Regions from separate parts of the Mus musculus genome. Here region 1 is linked to region 2. A link is a loop called in an ENCODE intact Hi-C map of the cell type or tissue named here. Cell type or tissue: left cerebral cortex. All regions are shown on one strand. Links, peaks and the distances in the headings refer to the core of each region. The heading gives the core; the rest is flanking DNA. Region 1 holds the start of Fam110b (family with sequence similarity 110, member B). Region 2 holds the start of Ubxn2b (UBX domain protein 2B).

Region 1 (8,699 bases), core at 1-8,000, 550 kb after region 2:
GCTAAATGGCAGTTCCTCTAGAACTAGGGGGCTCTCCTTTGGATGTGCATCCAAATCATTTGCAATTTTAAAGTCAGTGCAGGAAAAAAAAAAAAAAGTCCAATGCACGCACTCATGTACACACACACACACACACACACACTTTCTTTTTTACTGTTAACGCTAGAAAAAAAGCAATTTGTTTGGCTACTAAGCTTTAAAAGTGTGCGAGTAAGTGTGTGTGTGTGTGTGTGTGTGTGTGTGTTTGTGCTCTCACGAGCGCGCGTGCGCGCACACACACACATGCGCACATGTTCTTGAGAGCACTCTAGGGGCAGAGGGAAGGGAGGGGCGGTTAAGGTTCATAAACACCAGGTCCTTATGTAGTCTCTCCTATTGTGACAACTTTATCACATGAAAAAGATTAAAATTCTACCCAGTCCCCCATCATACACATGGAGAAACCAAAGGTGTCAAAATAAGGAATGCGTGGTGCATGTTTATTAATATCACTTTGCAAAATAATCATTAAGAAACCCACCCAAGCTGTCTACAAATAAGATAAGAAAGGACTGTGGAGTAGAAAGGTTGATTCTCATCTTATTGCTGCCATCACTGCTGTGGACAAGGAGAAGAGACACTCCGCAGCCATCACGCAGTACTTTCATGGTCATCAACAGGTTTGAGAATTCTCATTGCCCAGAATCACAGTTCCATCAGGTTTTGGGGACAGCAGTGTGCCTGAGTCACCGGCTCTTTTCAGGGTTTCTCAAGCCCTACTTGTTTGCCTTCCTACTCGTATTTGTAGGGGAGTCAACTGAGAAACACAGCCCATCTTTGTTTTTGAAAGATTAAGTTGAGGCTCTGCCTCAACTGTGGAACAAAACACACACACACACACACACACACATGCGCGCTCACAGTCCTGCCTCCCACATGAAAGGGATCACAGTAAGCAAGCTCATCGGTGGACAGAGAGTATGTCACAAGGCCAAGTGTAGAGCTGGGCTGTCAGGAGCAAAAACCCCAAACAGACCCAACATGATTCACAGCCTCAAGGTCTAAACCGTCTCTATCAGCCTTTTATCTAATTCAAAGACATTCAGCTGCCATCCTTCTCAACACTCGAAACAAGTAATCTTTGCCACACATTAAAAGACTATTCAGGAAAAGGAAAAAAAAACTCGATTTCTCCTACTTTTGGACTGATGATCAAGCACTACCCAGAAAATCCAAATCCGATCACTGAGTGATGAGATTTTTCTGATACCAAACCCCTGAAGAAGCGATCAGTCAGCTCCAGCAGCTACGAGGCTGCAAAGCTTTTCCTCTCTGGGCAGTAGAAAAGCCAGCCTCTGGTACTTACATCTTGCTATTTATTAGCTATGCCTCAGTCAAGTCACTAAATTCACCCACAGAAAGCAGATAACAAAACTATTGTTTGTTAGAGGAGTAAGAGGAAGCCTAGAGATATGCTGCTCACAGGACTGGCCTTCACAGGTAAGCGACTGGGAGCCAGAAAACCTTTAACTGAGTGGACTAATTTACTTCCTAGCCGGGGTACGCAGCCAGCATAGAATAAATTCAGCATCTTCACCTTGAATATCAATTCTCATTGTAACCTGCCAGGAGCCAGAAAAATGATAAGAGGTGACCAAAAAAAGCAGAGGGGAGCAGGGCCTTCCCAAATAAATTCAAGAGGGGAGTAGGTCCCACGCCCTTTGTTGCTCTGAACTGCAAGTCCATGCTAGAAAAAGAAAAAGTCCACGTTAGCTGCAGAGGCTCTTGGCTTAGCCTAGGTTAGTCCAAAGTCCACCTAACTCTAATGAAGAACAATAAAAGTGAGAAGTGCAGCTAATAATTTTTATAAGCATTATACACTTAGCATCTAGAACATTATTGGACTCTAAAAAAAAGATTCTCCAGGTAAATGCTTGCCAAACGTTAAAAATGCAAAGAGAAAACTTAAGAAACCATGTCATTCTTAACACTTGTGCAGGCTGCTGTCTGTCCCTCCGGTTGTTTTCACACCTGGCCAGCACTAGTGCAGATTAATGCTGGATGTTCCTTAAGCATACCTATGCCCTGGCTGAGCTGCCAGAGTTCCCCACAGCACCACCTACTGTTGATGGGCTATACCTACAGCAGCTCACCTCATACAAAGCCTGTCTGTAGCTAAACACTTAAGGAAAAAGATTTCCACTTAAAATCCAATAGTCGGGACAGAGGGTAAACTGATAGCTGAGTGACTAAAATATAAAATATCTAAGCTGCAAGTGTCATCTTTTTGTTACTGAAAAGGGCGAGTAGGTAATTTTATTTGTTTTCTCAACCATTTAGTCTAGAGGTATCGAACCCAAGGCTTTAAAGCTAGAGTTATGATGTGCTATGAGGGGGTGATCACACAGCAAATGCATTCATCTTTCATTAATGGCAAGCATAGACGGTGAGTTTTCCAACTAGAAACTGAGAGTAGTATTCTAAACCTAAGGAGGAGGGCGATTTGAAGATGAGGTTCACAGCAGAGATTTTCCTTCTGGTTAAGCCCTTCATGGACAACCAAGTCTTATTACAAAACTCGCCAGGCCATGATTGAATTCAGACTCATAGACCAGACAAATACCAAATTCCCCATTCCCAGCCATTGAGGATACACAGAGCCAGCAGCTTGTCAGTCTCCCGCAAACAACCCAACCTCAATTCTGATCTAAAATTAAATCACTGACTCAAAATAGATCATGCTTTGAAAGATCTGGGATAAAAACAAACAAAGGACCCACCCCACCCCCACCCCCCCAAACAGCAAAAACATAGGTTGAAAATAAAAACAAAAATAAAAAATCTAACATTTCTCTAGAACCATCTTCCATGCCCTATGGTAAGGCCTTTGCAGATTTTCAGGTTCAAAAGGTAATGCTGTCCCTGTGTTCAATTCGTGATTTTTAAGTGACTAATGAAGAGATGTCACAGATTATATGTAATGGGGTAAATCAATGGCACGTTACCATCAACATGCCTGCCCTTATCTTAAAATAACTGCTTAATAAATGCTTCATTTGAATGACCAGGTCTCAATACCACAAAGTGAATACAAATACAACAGTAATAATAATGATGATAATAATAACAACAATAATAAACGATGCTAATAATAACATCAACAGCACAGGTGCTTTCGCATGACTTAGATGGTGGAAGCTAAATAACTCTTTCACACCAAGAGAGGAAATGAAAATGGAAGTCATATTATTCATACAGAAAAAAATGCTGATTCTGCTATCATATTCCTCTCTGCAAAAATAGACTCGGCAGTCCTCACAAGCCAGCCATGCACTGTTGTCACAGATGTGCGCCAGATTTGCACAGGACATAACTTGGCTGTGGGGGGAAACCTGAATCTTAGGCAAGAAAGAATGCCTGTTCTTTCTTGGAAGAGAATGTGGTGACTGTCAATAAATCTGAATAGCAACTTTAAAGGGTCAAAAAAGCTGGGAGTCCGGTGGTTTTATTCCCACTTTGGGAAGTAATAAGGCAAAGTTATCCCCTCTTCCTTCTTTGCTGGCCACCACGGAAAGACTTGTCACCATCAGGCTCCTTGCTATAACAAAAGGAGGGCAGCACAGACACCAGCTTCTCACAGCCTAGCATTGTCGCCAAGTTCTGAGCACCGCTAAGTGACAGGGGCACGAGTGAGCCAGGACCAATTTTATTCTATTTCCAACCCTCATGCTTTCAAAGAAAACAGACAACCGAGCTGTGGGAGGACTGGAGGGAGGAGGCGGTGGGGGCAAACAAACTTTCAGAGCCCCGGGATCTGCATTCCCGCAGGAACTGACAGCACAGTGACGCGCCCACGGGATGACCTGGGTGGGGATGCAGCACGGAGTGGGGCTGGGGGCCGCCGCGTCCTCGCCCACCTTCTCCCCAGCAGTCAGCGCTCCTTCCGAGCCTGGGCCTCATCCCCGGCCCGGGGCGTGCAGCCGAGCGCAGGGCGGACAGCGGGCCAGGCTCCTCGGTGCCCAGGCCCGGCCGGAGCGGGACCCTGAGAGGTACTCCCCACCCGCCAGCGCCCCCGTTTACCTTGGCCGCACTCCGGCCCCTGCAAGGCGGCCAGGCCAGGCACCAGGCTCGGGAGACCGCGAGGAGGAGCTTGGGCCCGGCGATGCACTGCAGGCCGGGATGAAGTGGCCGCCGGGTCCTCGCCGCCGGCTCGGAATGGACCGGGTTAGCCGAACCGGCCCGGATCGGGCGGCAACGGAGGGCTGAGCTGACCGGGGCCGCGTTTGCTCCTCCGCACCGAAGGGGCGGGCTCAGGCAGGCTCCGCAGGAGAGCGAGGGAGGGAACTTGGAGCCAGTTGCTGCGGCCCAGAGCGCGTGTCTCTGCGCAGCCGGCACGCCCCCAGAGCGCCCCGCCCCCAGCCTACCTTCCCGCCCCACCCCCTCCGCACCCGCACTCTTCCTCCTTCTCCTCCACCCCGCCCACCTGCGCCTTGGCCCCACCCCCATCAGCCCCACGCCCACCCTGTGCCCTACTCCCCCACTGCTCCTAAGCCTTGATGCTCTGGGATGTGACTCTTCCACCCCAGGACAGTGCACATCAGGCTGTGCTGGTTCCTAGAACATGTGGGCAGATGTGATGAGCTTTTCTGATAGCCCCTTCTTGAAGATCTTGCCAAGTCTCCTACCTCACATGTGGTTAGTAATAGGGTTTTCTCCGTGGGCAGGAAGCATTTTAGAAAGACTAAGTATGTTCTAAATGAGTTTTGCTAGTGGGAAGTCTAAAAATTAAAATGCACGTATATCAAAATAACCGAATTTAAAGGAGATTAGGGGAATCACAATATATATTCCTTGCCCCTCCCCCCCAAAAAAAATCTATCAAGCAAAATTTCTCTATTTTTAACCCTTAGTACTATGAAATGTAATGGCATTTGTATGAGTTTTGCGGAAAGGCCATCTATACATATTTAAATTATGCAACTTTTGATTCCCTGTAGTTCAGAAATTATCAACTAAAAATCAGATAGCTACAACAAATCTCTGGCTATTTGCAAGAGTATTGTGTTAGCATGTGATGTAATGCTGGGCTTTGAGTGAAGGTTGGCATGCAAACAGGGTCCTTGTCAGCCTCTATGCCTACTCCAAAATCCCTGTCGGTGGACTGAAGCTATTTGTCATCATTATTATAGCAAACGCAGCCAGTTTCCAGCCCAAACAGACCCCACCTCTGCACTTGCTTGTTCCATTCCTTCTTTTAAGCCTTGCCACTTCCCCACTGTGTGTGACTGAGATGCAAACTTCCATTTGAGTGTCCCGGACAGCCAAGTAAAGAATATCTTTACTCTGGAAATAGAGATGGGAGGAAGGAGGTCATGACCTACGCAGGAAGTATCAAGGTTCTTTCTCCTAAATATGTCCTGTAAGCCTGCAGCAGCAGAGTGTGCCCCACCAGAGAACAAAGGCAAGCCAGAAGGAAACCTTCACTAGCAGGGGAGCCAGGAAAACTCATGTCTCAACTAACGAATCTGCAAAGTGAACTGCACAGCATCAGCAAAGTGAACTGCACAGCATCAGCATGGGGCTTCAGAGGACATGTCCCGCTGAACTGCCTTCTTGCTCTTTCAGTTTTCCAATGGGCTCCGGTTCAAAATGTTGACTTATAAAATCATAAAAGATTACCCTGGGCTTTGGAAATCAGAAACACAACCAGTAGCTTCTAGCTTTTGTGTTGATCAAACCACGTAATTTCTTGATAATGAAGTACAGGTCAAGAAGTCACTTAAGGCCTTTATTTCAGGGCAAAGGCAAGTGTATCTCTGTGAATTTGAGGCCGGCCTGGTCTATGGAGTGAGTTCCAGAACAAGCAGGGCTACACAGAGAAACCCTGTCTCAAAACAAAACAAAACAACAACAACAAAACCCTGGGTTTTAATGGTATTAAAGGATCTCATTGAGGGTGTTACTTTTCAATATAAAATCATATTATACTCCAAACCCAATAAGAGATGTGTTCACAGAACAAGAGTAAAACAATAGTGTCTAAACCAGAATCTCCTAGTACATTTTCTGTCTTAGCTGTTAGTACAATAAGTGTACTTTTACAACTCCCCATTGTCTGCTAATCTAGGATCAGTCTTTTCAAGACAAAATCTGAAGGGCTACCGTAGTCTTCTGGAAATTCACCACACTAATGTTTTTTGGTTTTTGTTTTAGTTTTTTTTTTTTTAATTAGAATTTTCCTGTGCTTAGAGTATTGTTCCAAAGAAATGGGCCATTGGCCTGTGCATGGAATTCATTTGTCTCACAAAGATTTTTGTCTCAGAAAGTATATAACAATGTTTGATTGGTTCTGAAACAAGCATCTGTAGATAGAGTTTTTCAGTATTAGCCACAGTCTCTGATTGCTTGACTTATTTCGTTGGGAGAACGATATGATATCTACAAGAGAGGAGACAGAGAGCTCAGCGGTGCTATTGACGCAGGGAAGAACCTAGTCTTTCTGTCACTGGTGACATTTCAGGAATATACAAACCTGTGAACTGAAGAGCAATCTACTGTAAAGAGATGTGCTGCCAACTGGAGAGACAAGGAAGAAATCATGGCTCAGCAGCTTGGAAGCAATGGGAAGGAAAAGATCCTTGGTATCCAGGCGCAGACTCCAGCAGCATCTGGACAAATGTTGATGATACTCCAGGGAGAATCTCACCAAAGGGGAAGAGTTCCCCAGCACCCTCAGCCAGGGTTTCAGTACAGTCTATTTCTTTGTTCTCTTTTAGTTAGGTCAGGGTCACACAGGTCCACTTGTCCAGAACTCCCCCAAAAAAATCACAGCATAATAGAGTGCTTTCTGGCAGGGTGCAGAGTTATCCGGAGAGCTCCCCATAGCATGGCGTCTCCAGAATGGGGAGCAGGAGACAAGCATGAGGACTTTTTGTTTTTGTTGTTAACTCCTCCCAAGAGTTTCTGATGGTTGTTAAAGGTTAACTTGTGCTCTTCATTCTACGGGGAAATCCTTGAGAGATCCTCATCCAAACGTCTATGGGTTTGAGTTGTATATAAAGTTAAAGTAATTGGTTGAACAAACTCCATTTGTCTTTTCCCTTCAACAATCAATCTGAAGGTATAGAAAAAGCAGGGAGGACTGTGCTTCAGGGGCGGGGGGATGGGTTAGAAACAGTAGGCAGCAAGAGAAAGGGCAGCGCTGGTGAGAGAGAGAGAAAGGCCTTGTCAGTTGTTGCACTGTGGTCAGTTTTCCATCAGTAACAGCCTGGGTTTATCTATTGCCGCTGGTCTCATAGTTTACCTTGCGCTCCTGCACAAGCTCAGGGTGCTGATGGGTGCTCATAGACAACAACCAGGACCTACCTCGCTAAACTCCAGTAGCTTCCGAGATACTTAGTCTCTTAGGGCAGTTGCATGCTTCATTTTTAGTTAACACGGGCCACTAACCATAAATATTATGATGAACATTCCATGAAGATATTGAGGACAAGGAAAAATAAGAGACATACCCAAGGTTAGAGTTAGCAATTACAAGATTTATCAGCTGATCCTTCTGACCTGTAGTCCATATATCTTCTACTCTAAATCAAACATGCTCGCAGGTCCCACAAATCATCTGTCCAGTGGGCCAGGCTAACCACAAGAGGCCACTGGAATGTAAATGAATTGAAGTTTCAACACTTCTAAATCCCTTGCATTTAATTCTGATTCACTGAATAAAACTTTTTAATTTTAAACGTCAATGACTTAAATTTTTCTTCGCCACAGTAGATTCTTTTTTCAAGTATTCACTAACAACATGTGGCTGATGGCTGCCCTGCTGGCTGGCCCAAATTAAGACAAAAGCATTTTCATTCCCTTTCATACAGTTGTCTGTGTCGTCAGGTAAGGCAAAGTTTTCTATGATTCAATTATCTGAGTATGTTTTTCCAGTCCATGTATGCTAACTGTTGTGTCCTAAAGGAATAATCTGTTTCCGCACCTACTTTCATCCGCAAGGCATGCTAGACTAAGAATCAAAGGAAGACAGACAGGCTGGGAAGTCACTCTTCAGGGACACATATGGCATACCATGAGGCCTCTGCTTCCAGACCTCCCCACTGGCACCTTCTTGCAAATACCTGCCTGGCACTGAAAAAAATTATGTTCCTTGTAAATCTTTTGCCCCCAATTCTGCTTCCATGCATTCATATGCTTTCCCTATGGATGGTCCTTTTCTAAATCCATGCCTCAGAACACAGCTGGTGTCATGGGGGACTTGATCCCTGATCTTCACTGTTACCCAGGCCATTGTTAGGTCATCAAGTTTAATGTACATTAAATAGCATAGTATTTGCATATAACCTGTGAATAGTCTCCTGTAAATGTGAGCTCTTATCTGGCCTGTTTGTAATACCTAGTGCTCAGAGAATAATTGCTGTATTCTATGGCTTAAGTACTGTTCTCTGAGTCATTTGTAGCCCTTTGTAAATGGCTGTTATGCTACATTGCTGAAGGAATGGTAGAAAGGAGAAAGGTTTGTATATGTGTCACACAGACACAATAATTTCTGAATATTTGTGATTCATGGTTGGTTTAATCCCTTGGATATGGGGGCACTGACTTTCGGCTTCAGAAATTTAACATTCAGTTTCCACCTTCTGTACCTCCCTTCAGAGCATTGTATTTCTCTAGCTTTCTCCTAGAAGAGTTTACTCAAAGAGCAGCACTGAGCTGTT
Region 2 (8,738 bases), core at 739-8,738:
CAGTGACTTGCCCTGGCCCTGGAAGATTCCACAGCCGTTATATAAACACATTTAAAGTACACCCTCAAGACACACAGAAGACAGCTTCCCCCTCCTTCAACTGTCTTATTCCTACTCCTCTCTCACTGTCATAGATGCACCAACCTGTGAATTTCTAAAGCAGCTGTTTCCCTAGAAATGCAAATCAATGGCTCTGACCTCCTAAGAACTGAACTCAAAAATTCTACAGACCTCTAAGTTCTTGAAATTAAAATATAATTCCATCATTTTCTCCCTTCTTTTTCCTCCCACTCCCTCCTCCCCCATGTTCACACACCCAGTTGTTGCTCTCAACTGGATCCAAATCTTGACTTAGGAACACACTGTGTAACATTGGGTGACACTGTGTAACATCATCTGGTGACACTGTGTAACACTGGGTGACACTGTGTAACATTGTGTGACACTGTGTAACATTGTGTGACACTGTGTAACATCATCTGGTGACACTGTGTAGCATTGGGTGACACTGTGTAACATTTGGTGACACTGTGTTAACATCATCTTAGTGATACTGTGTAACATCTGGTGGATTACTGAACATCCTTGAGCATAGTTACTTCTTTAAATGCCTATCAAAATTCTTCTGACAATCAGCTGAAAGATTAATGTGTGCAGAGCACAAGCCCACACCCATCCCATCAATACAGGATTTAACTGTGACACTGCTGTGTCAGTGTCCCTGTTTTCACTTTCTATGTGTCTTCCTGGCATGCTTTGCTACTCCTACCCTCCAAAACCCCACACTAAACCCAAAGCAAGCTAGGGGAGGGACCATGACTACAGTAAGCATCCAACTTACCCTCCAGAAGGCTCTTTAAAACAGTCTTCTTTGATGGATCACCTCCTGAGCCAACTGTATTATTTCAGATCTATGAATGACTTATATGCTCAATACATGTATCTCATACAGTGTTATCTGTATTCCAAACACCTGTTTCAGGGGACCTATGTAAATATGGCTTCGAATTTTCTTAAGCATCCTTTTCTAAACCCACATAATATATGCTGTCCTCCCAATGACATTTACCTTAGGTGCCAATTGTAATGGGGAATTGTCAGTGTCAACTGGACTAGGAACCTCCTCGGAGATATGCCTTTGCATGTGTTTTTGGCATTATTTCTAAAGAAAAAAACCCTTTCTTCCCTGAGCATCATGGGCTAGGGTCTTGGGCTGAAGAAAAAGGCAAAAGCTGCTATGTTTCAGCTTTCTTGATCCACACAGATATGAGGAACCTAGCTGTATGCCCTACTTCAGGAAGTCTACCATGCCTGCCCCACCAGGTTCTTTTCCTTAGCCACTATTTGATTGTTGCCAATCAAAATACTTTTCTTCTGTAAAATAAATAAAGCACCTTTGACTTTATGGAAAGTAGAAAAGGAACACTAAGAACGTGGTCCAAGCATTATTTCCCGAGACTTGAACAAGTTCTTCAGAAGGAGTTGGCACCAGTCACAGATTATGACATGGGCCCACTCATGATTATTAAATCTTTATTTTTATTTTTTATTATTTTCTTCATTTACATTTCAAATGTTATCCCAAAAGTCCCCTATACGCCCCCCACCCCCGCCCTGCTCCCCTACCCACTCACTCCCACTTCTTGGCCCTGGCATTCCTCTGTACTGGGGCATATAAAGTTTGCTAGACCAAGGGGCCTCTCTTCCCAATGATGGCCAAGTAGGCCATCTTCTGCTACATATGCAGCTAGAGATACTCTTTAAAGTGTAGATTATTAGACACAGAGACTGAGCACTCCTGAGATTATATTATTTGAAATTAAATAAAGAAGATTAATTCAAGTACCAGATAAAAGTATAATGACAAAACCAGCGCTTCCTAAGTAAGAGACATTCTTGCTCCAATTCTTCCCAAGTCAAGGACTGATATTCTTTCCAGTCTGGAAGGTAACCTGAATCTAAGTCACTGTGAAGGGCAGAAACACAGCAAGAGAGAACTAGAAGGCTCAGCCTTATGCTACATTGTAGAAAACACAGTAAAGTTAACTGTACAGACTAGCCACACCTGGGAATCTGGGAAATACATAATGCTCAAGTCCCACTCTGTACCTATTAGATATGGGTATGAGCGCTAGTGTCTGCTTTATCAAGCCTTTCCAGGGACATTATTTCACTGAGAACCAGTGATCTAGATAGCCTCAGACAAGTTTACTCCTCCCCAAATGCTAATCTGGATGGAAACACGGAATTAAGAGCAGCAATCCTGTTGATATTATTCTGGAGGAACATTGGGAAATATGCAATTAAATACCTTAAACAACTTTAAACCCTATGACGAATTGCCTGGAGGACACTACACAACAGCCTTAGAAACAGTCCAGAAGTCACAACAGAGAGACACTTCAGGAGATAACTATATAGCCCTCTTCCTAAAACCCTCCTTCCTGATGTAGAGGCTGACAGACTATTCTGAATGGCAGCTGAGATAGATTTCTGTTCAGCTGGTCATTAATTCACTGGTTTTTATCTCCTACCTGATGCTGATCTCTGCATTCTCCAAGTTCATCTTCTGAACTGCCTTTGTTTTGTTTTGTTTTGTTTTGTTTTGTTTTTTGCTTTGTTTTATTTTGTTTTTTTGTTTTTTGTTTTTTGTTTTTTTTTTGGCATTCAGTGATGCTTCAAACTATGCTTAGTTCTCCAAACAGTTATGAAGGTGTCCAAAAGGTTATATGTGGTTAAAATAGAGACTGTTCAGGACAATTAAACCTAGATTATTCATAAAACAAAATAGAATTCCTGAATGAGGCAGCTTCTAGACCCAGAGCATGTTGGGAAAACTCCAAGTGACAATAAGATGTGACTTTATGAAAACTAGCAAGCCAGACACAGAAAATACACTGCCTCACTAGTGTGCTGTTTAGTTTTATGTCAACTTGACAAAGCCAGAGATATCAGGGAAAGGGGGGCTCGATGAAAAAAAAATGCCTTCATAAGGCTGTAGGCAAGTCTTTGGAGCATTTTCTTAATTAGTGATGGATGGTGGAGGGCCACACACACTATGGGTGGTGCCAAACCGGGGCTGTGAGCCCAGGGTCCTATAAGAAAGCAGGCTGAAGAAACCTTGGGGAGCAAACCAGTACGTAGCACCCTTCATAGCCTCTGCATCGGCTCCTGCCTCCATGTTCCTGCTCTGACGTCCTGTCTGATAAGGAACTGTGAGTGGAAGCATGAGTCTTTCCTCCCCAAGCTGCTTTGGTCATGGTGTTTCATCACAGTGACAATTACTCTAAGATAACGAGCTAACTGGCTCCGGGGTCACCGGAACCAACCAGTGCTCAATTAATACCATTAGAATTCTGCATTGGCTTGGTCTGTAAAGCTGCTTTACAAGCCTGTTTCAAATCTGAGACCTTTCACAAAATTTGATAGCACACAACAGTATCCACTACTACTTCTGGATTTGATGTCCTATTTGTATCCACATTTCCCAGAGCTTCAGCACAAAGTTAGAATGGCAAACGGTCAGTACGTCTGGTTACAGAATGAAGACCTGCTATAAAAATGCTCTGTCAAGGTTTGCGAATCCAGGCTCATTTATTCTGAACTATAACCCCTAATATATGTTTAATCGTTTGAGTTTTATCAATGATTTCATGAGGAGATAGAAAAAAAAGGCTAAAATGGACAAGCAGTATTAGCATCGGACAAGTGTTTAGCTAATGCCAGCATCCTAACATTGCTGAGTTTTATTTCTGTTAAGCTGTTTTGTGAACTCTTTCAAGCGAGCTGTGACCAAAGCCTGAACTGTTTTAAGCTCTCCCCTGCAAAACCGCAGGCTTTTGGAGAAGAAAGTGCTTTTAATGTATAAATCATCAAACGTGAAAAAGCATCCAGGAGAACAAACCAGCACGCGTCATTTTTAAAGTTACTTTTTTAGTGATGGCTGATTTATCACTGGCCACAGCAACTCCCCAAATGCAGGCAGCATCAGCTGGGAGGCACCCAGATGGCTCGGCAAAATGACATTTGCTTTGTGCATCCAGCGTGAAGGGAACCCCTGTACCGCCGCCTGAGGCTAGGGCACAGGATTCCACACGCACCCCTCCGCAATGCGCCTCCAGGAGAGACCCTCCAGTTCTCCGGAGACAGGCTCAGGTGAGGTACAAAGTGGCTCTGGCCCGCGCCCGCCATGCCCACGCCCTCTCGCCCGCCGCCGCCGCGCTCCATGCCTGCGCACCTGTAAGTCCCGCGCACTTGGGGGCCGTGGCCTGGAGGACCCACGCTCCTGCTCCTCCGGCTCCGCACGGCCACCCTCCGCCATCTTTCACCCGCTTGCGGCGCCTGCCCCGGACCGCGACTTCCGGGGTTGGTTGCTTAGCGACTGTGGAAGGGGCGGAGCCACTCCGTGACTCCCACTGCCTTGGAGAGGGGGCGGAGCCGTGCCGGGTTCGTGGTGTTCCTCCGGGCTCCTTTTCCCCCCACCAGCCGGTGCGCACTCGCTGTAGGGTTCCGGTCCGCAGGGCTCGCCAGTTTTTCAGTTTTTGAGATCTCTCTATAGTCACCATTCGACTCGCTGGGAGATGCTGTAGGTTGCCTTTAGAGCGCAGCGTTGTCTTCCAAGTTCATTTAACTCAACAATGCAATATCTTAGCAGATGAACAACTCCACCTTTCATTTCCCCTTATCTGTCATTTTCCCTTATCCAGGATTGGATGGTAAATTAGTCCTTCTGAGTGGATCCGTATTGAGGATAGGAAACACGGTAAAGCTTTTGGCAATGAGAATGGAGACTCTTAAGCCATCTTCTTTTCTGCTGGGATTGACTTAACTCTCATCTTAAGTCCCAGACACTTACACCTCCAAGAATTGCCTCCCAAGAAAAAAAAAAGAAGCCTTTATGAAATTTATAAGCTAGGAAGGGAAAGAAAGATATAAGCAGGTAACAGAGTACACTTTACTTTGCAAAGAGTATTTATTACTCGCGGACTGTATGTGAATGGAGAATACTCTCTTGGTGCCTGTTGTGTGTACCATGCTAGGTGGGAGCCTACAGCCTGCTGCCTTGGCTGTTCTTTGAGTTTCGAGCACTTAAAAAAAATAAACAAAAACAAAAACTTATGAGGTAGAGAAGATGAAACTGAGAGGTCTGCAACAGACCTTTTAGAATTAAATCCACATCTTAGCTACTTTTCTTGGTTGCCCCTGGTATGTAGATACAGCCACACAGGCTTTCAGGTTTCCCACGAAGACGCTAATCACATGATTGTTTTAAAAAAAATAAAATGTGTGTCCTTTTCTCCTGAAAATTTATTTAGTTCAGTTTTATTTTCAGCTTGAGACTCAGAAGGCAAAGGATAATGGTCCCTCTCCCCAGTTCAGTTAACTCAACAGTGCTCCACTCATATTGCTGAGTATGTAATGATGTACTTGAGCGAGGCAAATGATAATTAAACTAGAAACTAGCAGTACAAGTTACCAAACCTTGCATTGCTGTCTTGATACACATTCTGCCTTAAAAATTCCCATCATGTTTTTGACAAGAAATGACCTTTTAATGTTGGGCCTTGAAGGAGAAGAACTTTTCACAGTTGTTGGGCCAGGAAAGACCACAAGTAAAAAGTCACAGATAAGTTCTAAGACAGATAATGGAAACATCTTACACATGTCAGCAAAATACTACCTGGTTGTTTAGAAATGATTTTTTTTTTTAGAAGCGATTATGAGGTGGTCAGAAAGAGCCTTAGACTAGAGTTTTGGGCTAAGTTAGATTCTGATGTGTAAGCAGCCAGGCTTATTTACTGGGCCAAGGTCACCAGATGTGGCCTTGAGTAATGAAAATCAGTCCAACTGGAGAGACCACAGCAAGACTGAGACTGTGACAATTCTTTTCAATTTTTTTATTAGATATTTTCTTCATTTATATTTCAAATGCTATCCCGAAAGTCCCTTATACCCTCCCCCCACCCTGCTCCCCTACCCACCCACTCCCACTTTTTGGCCCTGCCATCCCCCTGTACTGGGGCATATAAAGTTTGCAAGACCAAGGGGCCTTCCTAGGCCATCTTCTGCTACTAGAAGAAGATGCAGCTAGAGACACAAGCTCTGGGGGTACTGGTTAGTTCATATTGTTGTTCCACCTATAGGGTTGCAGACCCCTTCAGCTCCTTGGGTACTTTCTCTAGCTCCTGCATTGGGGCCCCTGTGTTCCATCCAATAGATGACTATGAGCATCCACTTCTGTATTTGCTAGGCACTGGTATAGTCACCAGAGACAGCTATATCAGGGTCCTTTCATCAAAATCTTGCTGGCATATGCAATAGTATCTGCGTTTGGTGGCTGATTATGGAATGGATTCCCCTGGTGGGGCAGAATCCCATTTTTCAATAGGGTTATTTGATTTTCTGGAGTCCATTTTCTTGAGTTCTTTATATATATTGGATATTAGACCCTTATCTGATTTAGGGTTGGTAAAGATCCTTTCCCAATCTGTTGGTAGCCTTTTTGTCTTACTGACAGTGTCTTTTGCCTTACAGAAGCTTTGCAATTTTATGAGGTCCCATTTGTCAATTCTTGATCTTAAAGCACAAGCCATTGCTCTTCTGTTCAGGAATTTTTCCCCTGTGCCCATATTGTGGAGGCTTTTCCCTACTTTCTCCTCTATAAGTTTCAGTGTCTCTGGTTTTATGTGGAGTTCCTTGATCCACTTAGACTTGACCTTAGTACAAGGAGATAAGAATGGATCAATTCGCATTCTTCTACATGATAACTACCAGTTGTGCCAGCACCACTTGTTGAAAATGTTGTCTTTTTTATCACTGGATGATTTTAGCTCCCTTGTCAAAGATCAAGTGACCATAGGTGTGTGGGTTCATTTCTGGGTCTTCAATTCTATTCCATTGATCTACCTGTCTGTCGTTGTACCAGTACTATATAGGGTTTGTTTGTTTGTTTGTTTGTTTCCACAATTGCTCTGTAGTACAGCTTTAGGTCAGGCATGGTGATTCCACCAGCAGTTCTTTTATCATTGAGAAAAGTTATTGCTATCCTAGGTTTTTTGTTATTCCAGGTGAATTTGCAAATTGCCCTTTCTAATTCATTCAAGAATTGAGTTGGAATTTTGATGGGGTTGAATCTGTAGATGGCTTTTGGCAAGATAGCCATTTTTACTATATTGATCCTGCCAATCCATGAGCATGGGAGATCTTTCCATCTTCTGAGATCTTCTTTGATTTCTTTCTTCAGAGACTTGAAGTTTTTATCATACAGACCTTTCACTTCCTTAGTTAGAGTCACACCAAGGTATTTTATATTATTTGTGACTACTGTGGAGGGTGTTGTTTCCCTTTAGGGTGTTTAATTCCTTTCTCAGCCTGTTTATCCTTTGTGTAGAGAAAGGCCACTGATTTGTTCGAGTTAATTTTATATCCAGCTACTTCACTGAAGCTGATTATCAGGTTTAGGAGTTCTCTGGTGGAATTTTTAGGATCACTTATATATACTATTGTATCATCTGCAAATAGTGATATTTTGACTTCTTCCTTTCCAATTTGTATCCCCTTGACCTCCTTTTGTTGTCTAATTGCTCTGGCTAGGACTTCGATTACTATATTGAATAGGTAGGGAGAAAGTGGGTAGCCTTGTCTACTCCCTGATTTTAATGGGATTGCTTCCAGCTTCTCTTCATTTACTTTGATGTTGGCTACTGGTTTGCTGTAGATTGCTTTTATTATGTTTATGTATGGGCCTCAAATTCCTGATCTTTCCAAGACTTTTATCATGAATGGGTGTTGGATTTTGTCAAATGCTTTTTCTGCATCTAACGAGATGATCACGTGGTTTTTGCCTTTGAGTTTGTTTATATAGTGGATTATGTTGATGGATTTCCGTATATTAAACCATCCCTGCATCCCTGAAATGAAGCCTACTTGATCATGATGGATGATTGTTTTGACGTGTTCTTAGATTCGGTTAGCGAGAATTTTATTGAGTAGTTTTGCATCGATATTCATAAGGGAAATTGGTCTGAAGTTCTCTATCTTTGTTGGGTCTTTATGTGGTTTCAGTATCTGAGTAACTGTGGCTTCATAGAATGAATTGGGTAGATACCTTCTGTTTCTATTTTGTGGAATAGTTTGAGAAGAACTGGAATTAGGTCTTCTTTGAAGGTCTGATAGAACTCTGCACTAAACCCATATGTCCTTGGCTTTTTTGGTTGGGAGAGTATTAAAGACTGCTTCTACTTCTTTAGGGGATATGGGACTGTTTAGGTCATTTATCTGAACCTGATTTAACTTTGGTACCTGGTATCTGTCTAGAAATTTGTCCATTTCATACAGGTTTTCCAGTTTTGTTGAGTATAGCCTTTTGTAGTAGGATCTGAGTATGTGTTTTGGATTTCCTCAGGTTTTGTTGTTATGTCTCCCTTTTCATTTCTGTTTTTGTTAATTAGGATACTGTCCCTGTGCCCTCTAGTGAGTCTGGCTAAGGGTTTATCTATCTTGTTGATTTTCTCAAAGAACCAGCTCCTGGTTTGGTTGATTCTCTGAATAGTTCTTTTTGTTTCCACTTGGTTGATTTCAGCCCTGAGTTTGATTATTTTCTGTCATCTAGTCCTCTTGGGTGAATTTGCTTCCTATTGTTCTAGAGCTTTTAGGTGTGCAGTCAAGCTGCTAGTGTATGCTCTCTCTAGTTTCTTTTTGGAGGCACTCACAGCTATGAGTTTTCCCTTTAGGAATGC

What was found. Hi-C counts contacts between places; a loop is a spot of excess contacts. Peaks named below come from ENCODE experiments on the same cell type or tissue, not always from the same donor. Only the 100,000 strongest peaks of a DNase experiment are listed, where the experiment ranks them.
Region 1: a loop joins it to region 2, with 2.5 times the contacts of the local background. A loop is called at or near these places in 6 of 42 quality-filtered maps.

The regions. Positions count from the first base shown.
Region 1 is chr4:5,639,771-5,648,469 of GRCm38, reverse strand. It overlaps Fam110b (family with sequence similarity 110, member B), which reads right to left and starts at 4,380. Exons shown (of 3, transcript NM_173426.3): 1 at 4,060-4,380. It overlaps 4930423M02Rik (RIKEN cDNA 4930423M02 gene), which reads right to left. Exons shown (of 5, transcript NR_038183.1): 4 at 6,512-7,180; 5 at 6,186-6,417. In left cerebral cortex, for the core only: a CTCF peak has its summit at 2,103 (motif pointing left); DNase peaks (open chromatin) are centred at 3,370, 3,613, 4,240, 4,640 and 2 more places; H3K4me3 peaks cover 2,254 bases; H3K27ac peaks cover 1,497 bases.
Region 2 is chr4:6,186,713-6,195,450 of GRCm38, reverse strand. Ubxn2b (UBX domain protein 2B) reads right to left here and starts at 4,346. Exons shown (of 8, transcript NM_026534.2): 1 at 4,238-4,346. The coding sequence starts at 4,321. In left cerebral cortex, for the core only: a CTCF peak has its summit at 4,213; DNase peaks (open chromatin) are centred at 4,425 and 5,053; H3K4me3 peaks cover 2,101 bases; H3K27ac peaks cover 1,491 bases.